Linked DNA regions of Homo sapiens: region 1 is linked to region 2. A link is an interaction called in ENCODE POLR2A ChIA-PET data of the cell type or tissue named here. Cell type or tissue: A673. All regions are shown on one strand. Region 1 overlaps BIRC6 (baculoviral IAP repeat containing 6). Region 2 overlaps BIRC6 (baculoviral IAP repeat containing 6).

The links. ChIA-PET counts read pairs that join two places held together with the same protein. Peaks named below come from ENCODE experiments on the same cell type or tissue, not always from the same donor. Only the 100,000 strongest peaks of a DNase experiment are listed, where the experiment ranks them.
Region 1: POLR2A ChIA-PET joins it to region 2 with 9 read pairs; 4 of 35 experiments call an interaction of 5 or more read pairs at or near these places.

What each region holds. Positions count from the first base shown.
Region 1 is chr2:32,547,828-32,550,327 of GRCh38, forward strand. It overlaps BIRC6 (baculoviral IAP repeat containing 6), which reads left to right. Exons shown (of 74, transcript NM_016252.4): 64 at 23-187; 65 at 1,486-1,654. Among named protein-coding and RNA genes, the nearest start is that of MIR558, 17 kb to the left of the region's middle. In A673, no CTCF peak of the experiment used is centred here; no DNase peak of the experiment used is centred here.
Region 2 is chr2:32,452,274-32,454,773 of GRCh38, forward strand. BIRC6 (baculoviral IAP repeat containing 6) reads left to right here. Exons shown (of 74, transcript NM_016252.4): 23 at 1,535-1,669. Among named protein-coding and RNA genes, the nearest start is that of MIR558, 79 kb to the right of the region's middle. In A673, no CTCF peak of the experiment used is centred here; a DNase peak (open chromatin) is centred at 1,288.

The sequences.
Region 1 (2,500 bases), 96 kb after region 2:
TTTCATTTTTTGTTATTTTAAGCCACAGGTGTCAAGCTCTCATAACCCTACATCAACAGAAGAACAACAGTTATATTGGGCCAAAGGGACTGGCTTTGGAACAGGCTCTACAGCTTCTGGGTGGGATGTGGAACAAGCCTTAACTAAGCAAAGGCTGGAAGAGGAACATGTTACCTGCCTTCTGCAGGTATATTTGTAAACTTGATATTGTTCATGATAATGGCTTTTTTTTTGTATTTATTATTTTAAAATATTGATAACTAATCCAACTTTCCTCAGCTATGTTTATGCCCACTTGTGGTCCTTCTTCCCAGTGCATTCTAAGATACCACTGGATAAAGATTGTTCTTGCTTACTTGTGACTCTGTATTTCTTCCCTCTCAACTAGCTTCTTCACTGAGAGGAAAGTGGCAGGGATGAAATTATCCAGTAGCTGGAAGATGCATCTTCCTACAGGCATTTTCTTGTTTAATGTGTTGTATCTGGCCTTTTTTTTTTTTTTAAGTGTTATTTATTTATATGCATTTTGGTTGCTTACTTTTTTTTTTTTTTTTTTTTTTGAGACGGAGCTCACTCTGTGGCCCAGGCTGGAGTGCAGTGGCGTGATCTCAGCTCACTGCAACCTTCACCTCCCAGGTTCACGGTTGCTTACATTTTTTAAAATAACTTTTCAGCCGGGCGTGGTGGCTCATGCCTGTTATCCCAGCACTTTGAGAGGCTGAGGTGGGTGGATCACCTGAGGTCAGGAGTTTGAGACCAGCCTGGCAAACATGGTGAAACCTGCCTCTACTAATAAATAGAAAGATTAGCTGGGCTTGGTGGCACATGCCTGTAATCCCAGCTACTCAGGAGGCTGAGGCAGGAGAATCACTTAAACCCGGGAGGCAGAGGTCGCAGCGAGCCAAGATTGCACCATTGCACTCCAGCCTGGGCGATAAGAGTGAAACTCGGTCTCAAAAAAATGAATAGATAAATAAATAACTTTTCTAGATTCAGGCAAGTTGGACAAGAATAGAAAGTCTTTATACCACAGAAATGTATAGGGGAAATAATGAAAAGGTTAGCTTTGCTTCCTGCATCAGCTAATTGAAGTTCGTCAGTGCTTTGAATGTGTCTTCTGCAACTCTAGAATGCTCCTTCTAGTATAAAGTTCTAAGATTTTGTTACCTTCAAACTGTGAATTGAGTCTATTCAATAAAATATGTAAATAATACAGAGTTGCTACTACATTTTTTATGTTCGTAGTTGTATTGCTTTTATATGTCTAGTCATATGTAGTGTACCATCCTTTGTAAGCAACACTCTCAGACAAAACAGATCCTTCTCTTTTGAAAATTTAAACAAATAATTATTTTAAAACATAGTATAAGATACTGATTAAGTAGAAAATATGTACTCTTAGTATTCAGATTGAATTTCTAACCTACAATAAAAACTTTTGAAGTATGTGAAACTGAAATCCAAATTAATTTCAACAATTTTTAGGTTCTTGCCAGTTACATAAATCCCGTCAGTAGTGCGGTAAATGGAGAAGCTCAGTCATCTCATGAGACTAGAGGGCAGAACAGTAATGCCCTTCCTTCTGTACTTCTCGAGCTTCTCAGTCAGTCCTGCCTCATCCCAGCCATGTCATCTTATCTACGAAATGATTCAGGTAAATAATCCCTGTAAATGTGTCTGTGGATGAATAATTTTGTTTGCTTATTTTATCATTGTCTAATAGTAAGTTTCAGTTGAAATAGTTGATGGATTTATTTCCTAAAAAGTATTCTGGAAATATTTAGTTGGTTTTTGGTGCCCTTAATTTGATACTTTGTCATCACTTACCATAGAACACAGAATAATAAAAGTTTCATTATTCCTTTGTCTTTATCTGTGAAAGGTGAAAGTAAACTTTTTTTCCTTTTAATCATCTGTAACTGAAAATGATAGGACAAAGGCTAACAACTTCATGACATCATTCTGATCTGAATATGGTCAAATTTCTATGGATTTTAAATATTTTTGTCAAACACTATCGCAGACAACAGTTATTTTTGAAGAAAGGCAGATACATGAATCAAGTCCATAGGTACTTGATAAGATGATGATTAATTTCTTAAAATTCAATAATAAAAGTACTGTAGCTACTTGTTTTGCCAGTATACAACTGATTATTGATTGAATAATATAGTTTATTATTTCCTTGGTTATGGAATTATCTAAGAAATGTGTTCTTTTCCTAAGAATAGAAAGTTACATGTTCAGAAATGTATAGATATTTCCAAGAGAAACAAGCAGTTAACATCTATTTCTTTCAGCCAAAACCTTTATTATTTATTGTTTCAACTCTGTTTTACTCATATTCTTATCTCTGTCTTTATCTTCTTATGAAAATTTACATGTATATTTCATTAATTTATTAAGGAAGAATAGATAAGGGAAACAATGGAAATGAATCTTGGTAGTCTATTTTGTGGTTGGTAGCAGCTAAGTGACACAGTTGGATGTCTGGTAAAAA
Region 2 (2,500 bases):
GGTAAAACATTGTCACTTTTTTCATTAAATTATTTTTTTCTTCAGAAAACAGTTATTTTTCATCAAATTATGCTATTTTAACATTTAATGGGTTTATTATTAAATGAATTAATATTTAAATTTCACACCTTGAAATTTCTACTATGGTAAATACCAGTAAAACAAGGAAACAAAAGCTCTTCAGGGTGCTTAATATTTTAAAGATATGTAGAGGGATCTTAGAATTGAGAACTGTTCCTCTAGGCATATTGTTCTTTCAGTTCCTTAAATGTGCCATGTTTCTTTGCTATGGGGATTTCACTCATGTTCTTTCTGCATGGCTTTTCTGCCACTTCAAGGGAGCAAATGTATGAAACTCTCTTATTCTTCCTATGAATCCCCTCATTTTGTTAGAGAAGCATTTTATTATCCCATAACTTAGGACTGATTGCCCCTTGACTTACTAGTCCTTTAAATTTCTCTTAAGTAAAACCTTGCAGCTTAAAAAAAAGTTGCGTTAATTCCTAATAACCACTAACATAGAATATAGTCTTCGTGAGGACTGGGACTTACCTTTTATTCTTCTGTCTCCCAATTCTTGTATTGAGTAAGTGTGCAATAAGCATTTTTTGGAGCATGTGTCAGGCCCTATGCTGACCCCCAATAAGACATTGGAAAACAAGGTTATGACAGTTTATTCTTGTGTTTGATAGTCCTTCAGCTGTTAATGACAGTTTTTATACCTCCCCATTCTTTTCATCTGTGAATTCTGTTTTGCTTTGTGATTTAAATAATTCTGTTTAAATGAGTGCTAATTCCAAAAAAAAAAAAAAATTGCAAAGTAGTGAATATAATCCTTGCCTTCCCAAGCTGCATACGCAGTCCCTGTGAATTCATTTGTGTTCTTCCCTCTAGACTTCTTGCTGTGGTTTTATTGGTCATATAGTTGTGGCTACATGGTTTTTTCTTTTAAAAACTACTTATGCTAGCTTAAACTATTTTTATGACCATGAAGTAGTGTGCCTCATTCTATAAAACTGATAATATGAACAAAATACAAGAAACAATGTGTAGATAAACCTTGTTAATATTTTGAAATGTTCATCCTTTGTTTTGTGTCTTATATTTATGCAGTTGACATCTTAGAATGTATTCTGATTTTACATATAGCCAACAGATTAGGTGATAGCTAATGTGACTAGCTGATTTACTACTTTTTTCACCCCATTTGAGATTGAAATTTTTCACCCCATTTGAGATTGAAATCACTTGTTACTAAATGTAAGTTTCATGTTACAGGAAACTACCACTCATGTTTCTGTTAATGTGAGGAGCTACTAAGTTGCTTTTATCCAAATCTGCTTTTGTAGCAGGGAAACTCGTGCCTGCTGTTTTGTCAGTTTTCTTAATACCATGCCCATGATTCAAGCACTGTGTAAGAGTTGTGTATTTATATGTTCTAATTAAAATTGAAGTTGCAGCTATAATTATTGTTGTGACTATTGCTTTTTAAAAATTATCTTCACGTGTTATAAAACTTGTCTTTTGCCATTAGGAAATGGAAAGGTCAGTAGTTGCACAGCTGCTGAGGGTAGTTTCACATCTCTCACTGGACTTTTGGAAGTTGAACCTCTGCACTTTACTTGTGTGTCAACTAGTGATGGAACCAGAATAGAAAGGGATGATGCAAGTACGTTTACTGGTATATACCTTCTTTTATTATATACTTTATGCAGTAATAAAGTGATATTTATATATTTAAACATTATTTCTAATTATGTAATTTTCATTGCTGTTAAGTGGAAATTTATTTGTGGGAGGGGCATTTGGGGGAAATATAAATCGTTTTATATTCTTTCCTAAGTCAATTCACAGGGTTATTTTTCCCCCTGTACCCACTTAGAACAGTGTCTTAAATCATTCTGTTTTTATGTGTATGCACTTTCAGAAATTTTTTAATTTGAAAAATATCAAATATGTTGGAAATGGAAGAGTAAAAATAGACTACGTGTTTCTACTACTGAATGATGTTTTTGAGAAGGTTGAGATGAGTAAAGAGGGAATACTGTTTCTCGAACTAGTTTAAAACAACCTTGAATATGTGAGGAACTATTTGGGTTTGTTGAATATGTGATGTTCTTGGTGTGTTAAATACCTTCACTTAAAAATTAAGTTTTTGACCATCAATCAGTGGAAACTTGTTTATTTTCTTTCTTGTTTTCTGTGATTTTTTTTTTCCTTCTCACGTAGGAAGATCGGTATTTATTTACAGTTACTTCTATTGCAGCATAAATAATAGAAGTCTTTCAGTTAAGATTGGTTTATGATTTTATATCTGTATTAGTCACTGAAGGGTTTGACTGTTGTCTTAACGTGATTCTTCTGTTGATGGTTTTGTGTCATTGGGTACCATCTTAGTCTCCTCAACAGTTTAACAAAAAGCAAAAACGGTTTGCTAGAGAAGTCGTGAAAAATATAATCTTAGCTGGTTCCAGAATAGCAGGAGGTTTTAAAAGGAATT